Linked DNA regions of Mus musculus: region 2 is linked to region 1. A link is a loop called in an ENCODE intact Hi-C map of the cell type or tissue named here. Cell type or tissue: left cerebral cortex. All regions are shown on one strand. Each heading gives the region's core, and the rest is flanking DNA. Links, peaks and the distances in the headings are about the cores only. Region 1 overlaps Pcsk5 (proprotein convertase subtilisin/kexin type 5). Region 2 overlaps Pcsk5 (proprotein convertase subtilisin/kexin type 5).

Region 1 (5,389 bases), core at 260-5,259:
GAGTGAAATATCCAAAGCTCCATGGGCAGTTAATCCTTGAAAGGAAATGGGGTGGGGGTGGAAATTATCAGAGAAGGAAACTAATTTTAATAATCATGGAAACAGAGGGAACATGGTTGTGAGGAGAGGGGCATGAGTAATAAAAAAGACCAGAGGAAACTTTGAAACTCCAAAAATTGCAAATTAAATCTCGATATTCAGGCTAGTTTATGCTTTTTATTTGTCACAAGACTGGTCCTGTTTTATTATTTCTAAAAATTATATACATGAAAAAGGAAGCCAGTTTTGAGCAGTAGCCATCCTGGGCCTCCCATTATTTTCTGTTCATTCCCTCGAGACAGTGTCCATCTGATTACCTGCTAGGATTACAGTTCTACTATAAAAATCACAATATTCCTAAACAGGTGATCTGGGAACATGAGCTTTAATTTGAGACATAGTCCTTCCAGTCAAATGTGGGACATCTGGTCGACCTTATCTATGGTAAGTGAAGGTCTGTCCACCAGCAAGTTCATGCCTGTCCTATGAGGGCAATGGAGATAAATAAACAATTGCATGGATTTAAAAGTGGGGAGGGTTCAAATGGTGCATCAACAACAAACAGAAGAACTAAGTGTCCACTCTTGTAGAAGCTATCGCTGTTATTAGACTGAATTGAGGCCTGATGATTGAGCTGAGTCTGAAGTTCAGGCCTCCCAACTGCATTTGGCACCATTTTACAGCCTCACCTGTACACTCTCCATGTGAAGAACACAAGATTCCACTGCTGCAAAATGTGATTAAAGCACCAGAGAGAAATCCAAGAAATTTAAGGCCATTTAATCAGTCAGCATTACCAACATATTCTTTACAATTACTTCATTAAATATTGATAGTTTAAATTTATTTTCTCACATAATCATTCAAGTTGGATTCTCAAGGACATCTGTCATTGGTCACATGGAGCCATTGTGTACTTGGTACATAGCTAGAACAACTGAGGTAAACTGGAGTTTTAATTTTACTTATTTTCATTGCCTCTATGTTTTAAACCTGACTTGATTGTTATTAGGAAATGTTTAGGCACATTTGACACAGTTGGACATGTGAATGTATTATTTCAATGTCTCATGAAATCTAAATTCAAAGAAAGTTTTCTAATGGAAATTTGGCACCCAAATTGAGAGGTGCTATGTGTAAAATGAATGTCTAAGTTTGAAAACTTGGTACCAGAATAGGTCTCACTAATGAGTTCTATATTGCTTACATATTAAGGTGATGATATTTTGGATGTATTGAGTTAACTAAAGAATATTACTAGTCATCTCACTTGATTATTTTCTATAAATGTGATTACTAGCAAAGTTAAAATGACATGTGGCTTATATTCTCTTTTTTGCTGACTAGCACTGGTTCAGGAATTAATTATCTACAATGTCCCTAACCGTGCACTTCCTAATGTTGTGCCTGGAAGGTTGCTAACCCACCAGGGGTAAACTAGGCATTCAAAGAAGGGATGAAAAATAGGCATAAATAATCTTCATTTTGCTAAGTACAAGCAAGCAAATATATGGATTACTGCTTGAATAATTGGATGTGGGGGACTATGTTTAGAATGTTCAAGAAGACTCACTGGGTATGGCTGAGCTGGACCTATGGGCGCACATGGTTGGGAGGCATGATGAAAAGTTTATCAGTCAAAAATTCTCTTTAGGATTAATACAACCTTAAATGGTAGGTGTGTAGCGATCCTTGGCCTCAAAGTCAAAAGAAGGCTAGGAATAAGGTGCTCTGCCCGGGGCAAGGCATAGTAAATTGAAAGTGTGGATCCATCTGGGCGAGAGAGCTAGGCAATCAGGGACCACATGGAGTGAGAGCTTGTTGCCAGATTCATCACCCTAAAGCCAGCTGGATGTTGAGGGTTAGAATGTGACAGGGTGGTTCTTCCAGAAGAATCAAAGCACTTTCCTTTTGACAGCTGTTGTGCAGCAGAATATATAACATAGCTTTTAAATTGTGATTTGTGTTTTTTTCTGTGCCCAGTTCCACCATGCCTCTGAACCTAGAAATGGTCCTGGTGCATTGGGATAGATAATTTTATTTACTCATTGAGCTCTCAGTGGAGACTTGAGGGCTAGCCAAAAACCAGAATTTGGGGTGAGATCACATAATTTGGTCCATCTGTTGGCAGTGGCGACATCAGCAGGTGTCAGGGAGCTGAAGACATTACACCTGACTGGCTGGCAAAAGCTGAAGTGGCATCAATGGAGATGCTAGGTGGCAGCAGAGTCTCAGTGGGCTTCCCACATGTCTAGAACTTCATCCTGTCTTGCTTCATCAGAGCTGGCATGTGTGATGGTTAATCACACAGGCTCTGAAGTGAAGTCTTGTCTGAATTCAGCCTTGCCAATTACTAGCTGTGGGAACGTGGGCAAAAAAGCCAATGTTTGTTTGAGTCCAGTTTCCTTTCATAATGATGTCATTTACATGATGCTAACCAAAGTCCTAGGACTCTTTATGGGGATTAAAGTACTCAATAAATTGAAGCTAAATTGTTGCTGGCATTGTATCCATTATTGCTTTTGCTTTTTTATTATTTAAAATTAAAGTTAGATGATCAGAGTAGGCTCAGAGGTTAGTGTTTAGGGAGACTTTACTCAGCACAGCCAATTGGGAATATCTACTAGCATACCATTCGGGAAAATAACATAATCTTGGCTCTTTCAGACAGCCGACTTTGGCAAACCCATGAAAATCACAGCTTTCCTCTAAAATTATTCTCAAATTTCTAATTCTAGCAATTTACAGTGAAAAATCTGAGGAGCCTTTGTGTTTAGGAAGGAGGAAAGATCTAGAGGTCTCATCCCCTGAATCATTTTGTTGACAGTGTCTACCACATGCAGCATCATGACATTATGTTTTTGCTTGTTTGTTTGTTGTGTTTGTTTGTTTGTTTGTTTGTTTTGGTTCTAGACCAACATAAGGAACTATAGACTTCATACCTGGCAGATGCTGGGGGTAGTATATGAACATTTGTTGAGTCCAATTTTAGTTTTTTATTAAAGAAGGTTTTTGGGGTTTTGTGGGGGGGTTGTTTTGTTTTTTAGGTGTGTGTGTGTGTGTATGTGTGTGTGTGTGTGTGTGAGAGAGAGAGAGAGACAGAGAGAGAGAGACAGAGAGACAGAGAGACAGAGAGACAGAGAGACAGAGAGAGAGAGAGAGAGAGAACTACAGCCTTAATTAGAAGTGGATTTACATCAGATAGTTTTATATCTTTATAGTTATATCAGTTAACATTTCTGAATCTACCTTTTTTTTTTTAATCTGGAAAATGGAAATAATATCCAACCTTTTCTTCCACTGAGAGGATTAAATGTGATGAAAATTTAGTACTTGTATCCCATTGTGGTTCTTTGTGGACAAATCCAATGACACTGGCTGGCTTAATGTTTCACTGTCTTGTGACAGCATTCCTAGTTGCATATATGGGTTTAAGATGGGCCGGTCTTAGATAACAGAAAAAAATCTACCCTAAAACCCATATTTATGTAGGTCAGCCCTTAACTGAGTAAAAGTCTATTACCAAGGCTCATCAAGCAAGTTGGGGTTCAAATAATTCATTTTATTGTAGTACTTTTTTTTCTTTTACAGAGATCCCCCACCCACACAAGGCAGTGAATATTTACATTTCTTGATGAATGTAGTCAAGGATTTGGGGAATGTTCTTACAACTTTCTTTCAGTATTCTCTCAGTGTACTCAAATATATTAAAGACACCTTGATATAAAAGCAATGAGTTAGCACAGAAATAAAAACCTGCCAACATTGCAGTGATTTCCAGTGTATGTAGCAGGCCCCACCGGAACTGTGTCCTTCATATAGCCTAGAAGATATGCTCAGTACCTGGTAGCATTTGTCTATGATACTTGATGGCTACTGAATGTTTGCATATTTATGGCATGCATATGGAATAAATACACAAATGCCAATGAATGACTAACATCAGGAGAATTTCAGCTTGACGAATGCCATTGTTAATGTATGGTTCATTTCAGCTTCACAAACTAATCATGCGTTCACTGTGCATCTGCTGTGTACATGCAGTATATTTCCAAAGGGCCCCATAATAAAATCATTTTAGGAAGACAGGGTTTATTTTTCATATTTTAATTTTTTTCTTGCCTTTACACATAGGATTGTTAATCCCTTTTGGCTAAATCCCAGGCTCAAGTGTTAGACAGAAATGGTAGTAGAATATGGGTCAAAGAGCTATCTTGAAAGGCGTAGGGGTTTTCTATCATGCACGTACAATTGTTCACCTTGATTCAAGTTCTTCACTTGAAGACAAAAGGTGGGCCCTGGAGGATCACTAAGATTCCCACCTAAAAAGCAGAGTCTGCTATAGAAAGCAAAAGGCTACCAGCTGAGGTCCTTCACAGATCATTGTAGAGTGCTGTGTTAGCCAAGGGTCTTCAGAGAAAACAGGTACCTCAAATGTGTTTAAGGAATGAGACTATGGAGGAGAACCTGGCACCTTGATTGTGGAAGCCAAAAAGCCTCATAACCTGCACTTTACTAGGTATAGACTCAGGACAGCTGGTGATTTACTACCACTCCAAATGTCTGAGAAGCCAGGGAGTCACTAGGATAAACCCCTGCCCAAGAGCTGAAAGAAACCTTAGCATCTATGCCCCAGCTCTGAAGACAGAAGGAATGGCCTTTCTTCTCTGATCTTTTGTCTTTTAAGGTCATTGATAGATTAAGTGGTACCCATTCACTCAGGCATGGCCAGGCATTCTTTTGATTGAATCTATAGACTCAAACACTAGTGTGCAGAACTGGTCTCATGGTACAACCAGAGGTAATAATCTAGATAGTCTCAGCTTAGTCAACTTGACATGCAAAATTAGCTGTACATGCTTATGAGTAAACCTTGTAGTAAGGTTGCTAAGGTATATTACAAGACTACGAATATCTCCAAGGCAAAAATCACCATTTTAGTTAAAGGCTAAATAGACAGAGGTACATCTTCTGGACCCATTGTCTGGCCAAATTTTCTTCCTAACTCTAGGAAGCCAGAGGTATTTCAGTACAACACCATTGCCAGAGTAGTGCCTAGCATCAAACAGGACATTTATGAATGGGTGTTGAATTAGGTTGATCTGAAGAATTTGTAAGGAACAACTATATCATAAAAGGTCTGAAAAACAATTGGTCTTAGAGTCTGGACAGCTGATGTAAGGGCTTGAATGTAAGCCTTACTATATTCAATATTCTTCCTGTGTAAACTGGTAAATTGATCAATTCAGCAAATACGGTGTGCCTGTGTTATCATCTAGGTTGTCCATCAAAGGCCAGAGACACAAAAGTAATAACATACTCCCTTTCTTCTTAGGGTGTATGATTCATG
Region 2 (5,389 bases), core at 306-5,305, 290 kb after region 1:
CTGTTAAGCATGCTCACTTCTGTCTCTTTTCCTGAACCTGACCCCAGCCCTGTCCTCCAGCTCCTCCAAACCCTTTACCATCTACTCTCATACCTTTCACATCCTTTTATTTAAAATCCTTCAGACCTTCAGAGTGAGGAATGTGACATATTTCTTCCAGAAAATTCTCTCCATAGCTCTTCTTCATTCTATCTGTCTTTCTCGAACTCATCTTTTGGTTTTCAACCTTTACTTTCACGAAGGCATCCTCCCATGGATTTCTGTTATTATGCCCCCTACTCAAGTGCACTTGCAATCTATTCACATCTTAGAACTCTGTTCCCTGCTTGCCATCCCGTTAATTTAATTATATGATCATGTGACACGAGCACATGAGCATATGAGCACATATCTTATAGGTCTTTTTATCTGCTGCCTTGCCCCAGAGACACTGAATTCCACACTATACTAGGGAATGAGTGACCTCTATAGCCCTAGCATATATTTGTTGGCCAGTGAGATGGCTCCGAGTGTCACCGTGCTTACTGCCAAGCCTGAGTTCAATCCCTGGGACCCCATGACAGTGAAGGGGGAGAAGCAACTCCTCCAAGTTGTCCTCTGGCTTCCACATGCATGCTGTCATGTATGTGTGCATGAAGGCACAATCATATACATATGAATGTAATTTTTAAATGTACAATATATAATTAAAATATGTAATAGTGTGAGATCCTCAAAAATGTCCATGTGGAATAAAGGAATCTGAGAATAGGACTAGGCACTGTAGCCTGAGTGATAAATAAGATGTATTCCCAACTGGGACAGATTGTTAATGTTCACTGTATCGCAACCTGATAATCTTTGTAAAGCCACTACAGCTATTATTAGCAGCACAGGAGACAAGCCCCCACTCTGGCAGAAGAACCTGAGGGTAGAAACAAACAATTCTTCATATAGTCACACAATGGGGGAACTGCTCCGTGACCCTACCTCCCTCATGGCTCTTAATTCTGGCTCTTTACCATTTCTAAGAGTGTGCTGTGGGTCTGATTCTGCTGTTGGTTACTCCCACTGCCTCTTTCTCATAGTGACTGCTTTCTTTCTGTGCTTGATATGTTTCAACTTCTGCACTGGGGTTGTAGGTCAACAGTAGAGCATTTGCCTCGCATACATGAAGACCTGGCATTGAGGGAAACCTTTATACTGTGTCCATTTTCCTTGAAATTTTAGAAATGAAAAAGAATCTATTGACATGACAGTTGAAATTACATTTTTTTTCTGGGAGCATTCACAGCTGTTCCTATCAGTTGCCTTGCAATCCTACTGACCCAGAACTGCTGTGCACTTGTTTCCTTTGGTTAGATTCTAGAATGCGAAGCTAGCATGAATCTGAGTATGCATCTTTGTAAAATCCAGAGCTTCAGAGGGACCCTTTGTGCTCTTCTTCTGGTCTGACCTACCCAATGTCAAAGCCAAGGCCCAGATGGATTTCGCTGACTCCTACTAGTTTTCATTTATCCTTAAGCTAACTTCATAGTTCTTGGGTTCCTGAGTACTGTATTTTATCTGGAAACCCTAAGTAGAAGAATGCTTCAAATTTTTCCCATCAAGAAAGAGAGATAAAGGGCTGAGGAGATGGTCCAGTCGATGAGAGCACTTGGTGCTCAAGCATTGAGACCTGAGTTCAAGTCCCAAGAACCCACAGAAAAGCACCAGGCATGGTCATGAGCACACCTGTAACTCAAGAGCTGGCGGTGGTAGGCAGAGACAGGGAGATCTGAGACTTCTCAGCTTCCAGAGTAGCACTGGGTTCAATGAGAGACTCTGTCTCAGGGAACAAAAAGTGGAGTGAAGGGGCAGGACACCCACCCCCCAGTGTCCTCTTCTGGGCTCTACTCAAATGAATACACATGTGAGCATACACTGCACATCACAGACATACAACACATACACGCACACACACACACACACACAGAGAGAGAGAGAGAGAGAGAGAGAGAGAGAGAGAGAGTTTTAAGTATGAGGGAAGAAAAGGAAACATCACACTTTGCTTTCTTTCAGGCCCTAAACTAGATCAGAAGTATGTATGTTTCCCATCCCATCATTCGACACACATTAGCTTCGTGCTTGCCAACCTTGGTCATTACTGTCCTCTCCCCACCAGCTGCAAATTCCATGAGGGTAAGGACTGCAGACCACACAGGCACTCCTTAGCCTCTCACAGCAGGGTGTAGCTGGAATACATGACTTGTTAATTGCTTCTTCTTTCTCTAAATCCAACACACAGCTGACTCCTCCTTCTTTCTTGCCCACTTAGGGCTCAAGCCAGCCCAGAAAGTCATTTCAATCCTTCATCCTGTCCCCAACATCGTGTCCCAAAATGTTAGTTCTTTGAAGTCCCCCAAGTTTGAATTTTCTTATCACATTCTTAATTTATTTACCTCTGATTATTTCTTCTGATATATCTTTCTCTAAAACATGCATCCCAAGAGTGGTACATGGTGCCCTAGTTGAGTTTGGCTGGATGTAATAGTTGTAAATACTCCTACTGTTAAACAGGTCATTCCCCACTTAGAACTCATAGGATCCTTAGGTTTCTATATGCAGATCATATCACATTGGGGCTTTTATACAAAAGTCTCCGTTAGAAGGTGAATCTCTTATTCTGGTCAGTACAATTCTATGTGTGCTAGTGGTTAGCTCAGTGGTGGCTTTTTGCCTACCATATATGAGGCCATGGGTTTAATGATCAGCAAGGTAGAGGGGCTTGGGTGGAGGAGTAAGAATGACAATTTGATCTGGTCGTGCCATGACCTTGACCTCATTGCCTGCCTCTCATTTGATCCAGTCCAGCCCTAGTGGTTGCTGCTACCACATTTCCTTTTCTTCTTCTTCCTCCTCCTCCTCTTCCTCCTCCTCCTTCACCTCTCCTTCCCCACCCCCCCAACTCCAGACTCTCCCTGATCTTCCAACCCTCTTGATGCTCCTGCCTCATCTTCTCAAGTGCTGGGATTACAATCATATGCCACTGTACCTGTTTCCTATTGCTGTTCCTTAAATGGGTCTGACCTCTGTCTGTAGGATTTCTGCAGCTAGCTCCTGCTAAAATTCCAGTCTCTAATCAAATGGTTGGTTCTTGGATGGCATTTTCTCTCACTAGCTCATTGAGATGAGAGTCTCTCTTCTCTTCCCACATCCTTTCTAATCTTTATCTAAATGTCTAAATTTATTTGTGAGCTTTCCTTTTCCACAAGTGCCAAGGCGATCTCCTTAGTAGTGAGCCTACAGGAAACAAAACCTCTGTCTTCACAGAGCTTGCTTTCTACTGTCCATGGCATGCGTTTGTTGAAAAAATAATTATATTTTACTTGCCCTACGAATAATTACCTGTGTTTTGAAAATGAGCATGTTCTATTGCATGATTCAGAAACAGGTTACTACATACACTGCTTAAGATATTGCCTGCATTTTAAAAAGATTTATTTATTTATTTTATGTATGTGAGTACCCTGTAGCTATATAGATTGTTGTGAGCCTTCATGTGGTTGTTGGGAACTGAATTTTTAGAACCTCTGCTCGCTCTGGTCAACCCTGCTCACTCCGGTCAGACCCACTCGCTCAGTCCCTGCTGGCTCTACTCCAAAAATTAATTTATTATTATGCATAAGTACACTGTAGCTGACTTCAGACACACCAGAAGAGGGTGTCAGATCTCATTATGGGTGGTTGTGAGCCACCATGTGGTTGCTGGGATTTGAACTCAGGACCTTCTGAAAAGCAGTCAGTGCTCTTACCCGCTGAGCCATCTCGCCAGCCCTATACCTGCTTTTAAAACTGTTGCCTTCCACTGAAATGTAAGCTATGAAATAAATGAACAGATGCATGGACACACGGCACAGTGAGTGAGCCTTCTAGGGCTCAGTATGTAAATATCCATTACTTCTGCCTGTTAGGGCTCGGGAAGCATGGGGATCCACAAGGACCTTGCCTGTCATGGCATTCCATCCCCGGAATTAGAGGACATGATAAAACCTGGAGCCCATGGAACACCGAACCCTCTTTCCACCATCATTATTTATTCTGCTCTCTTCTACTACTGTGCCTCTCCAGGGGGGTTGTGCCCCACTGTCAGCTGCACAATTTGCATCCCTGCCAATTCAAATATTTATTCATTGTCCGTGGACACCAGTGAAGACAAGATGATTGAAAAGCATCAACAGTCCCTCTAACCAAATATTTTGTATTCCAACACCATTGAACCTTCCGGAAAAGCCAGCATGGCAGAGCTGTCAGAAGATCTACTTTGTATTTGAATGATATTTGAAGCAACTCTAAGTACAAGGCCAATTTGAATTTATGTATCTCTTAGTGCTGTCTGGCCCTTATAATTAGTTACACTCTTTGGGCATATAAATCTCTTAACCAATCTGTTATTCTTGGTAGGCTGAAAACTGTCAGGGACTCTCTTGTCAATGTGACAGCATTGTGTGATAACTAAATACGAATTTACTCAGGAAGAATATACATTATTGACAATTTGCTTAATTATCTCTCTAAGCAGCTGAAGTATTGATTTCTTCCAGCGCTGCTTCTGCCCTCAGAGAGAGCCTTGGGACATCTCAGCAGGGCAGATAGAGTAGACACGCAGGAAAGAAATGGTTAAAACATGTTTGGCCTGAGGACAGCCCTAGTCTCATTAGTGAGTCTGAGGCGGTACCAGCTGTAACCCCAGTTCCCAGCCATCTACTTCCTTTGCAGAGTCCTATCAGAAAGATAAGCCTTTTCAAGATGAATTTTGTCTGAAGAGTTTGTACAGGCATCTGTGTCTCTTTGGACTCCACCTCTAGGAAGAGCACTGGCGTTGTGGAAATTAACAAGTGTTGAGGGACAAAGTGGGAGATGAGAAGGTAGGCGTGGATGTGGGAGATGAGAAGGTAGACGTGGACATGGGAGAAAGGGGGAATCGGTAGCAAAACCAAATGACAACTGACTGGAAAGATCTGTGGAGACAATGTTTCAAACGTGTGGTGGAACAGGACTTATTTTGGGGTGTGGTCCTGTATGTGTCAGTGCGTGTTTGTCTTCTCTTGTGGGTGGGTGTCCATAGTAGCCAGAAACCAACATCAGATGATTCCTTTTACCAGTTCTAAACCTGTTTATTACACTTTTTAAAAACATTACTTTATTGACCTGGTGCATGTGCATATGTATATGTATCCTAGCCTAGGCAGTTTCTGTCTTTTCTGATGTTTTGATTGGGGGAGGGCAGTTATTATGCTTTTAAACAAAGACTCCCTACTTTTCCAAGTTGCGCTCCAGGACTTCCTTCTCAGCATCTTCTTTCTCAGCATCTTGGGCAGCTGGTTCTACGAGCACATGCCCTGATACCCAGCATCTTTCTTTTCTTACT

The links. Peaks named below come from ENCODE experiments on the same cell type or tissue, not always from the same donor. Only the 100,000 strongest peaks of a DNase experiment are listed, where the experiment ranks them.
Region 2: a loop joins it to region 1, with 1.9 times the contacts of the local background. A loop is called at or near these places in 2 of 42 quality-filtered maps.

What each region holds. Positions count from the first base shown.
Region 1 is chr19:17,766,652-17,772,040 of GRCm38, reverse strand. The region is part of intron 2 of Pcsk5 (proprotein convertase subtilisin/kexin type 5); the gene reads left to right. Among named protein-coding and RNA genes, the nearest start is that of Pcsk5, 68 kb to the left of the region's middle. In left cerebral cortex, for the core only: a CTCF peak has its summit at 2,258; DNase peaks (open chromatin) are centred at 2,283 and 2,683.
Region 2 is chr19:17,481,589-17,486,977 of GRCm38, reverse strand. The region is part of intron 24 of Pcsk5 (proprotein convertase subtilisin/kexin type 5); the gene reads left to right. Among named protein-coding and RNA genes, the nearest start is that of Gm41813, 52 kb to the left of the region's middle. In left cerebral cortex, for the core only: no CTCF peak of the experiment used is centred there; a DNase peak (open chromatin) is centred at 3,187.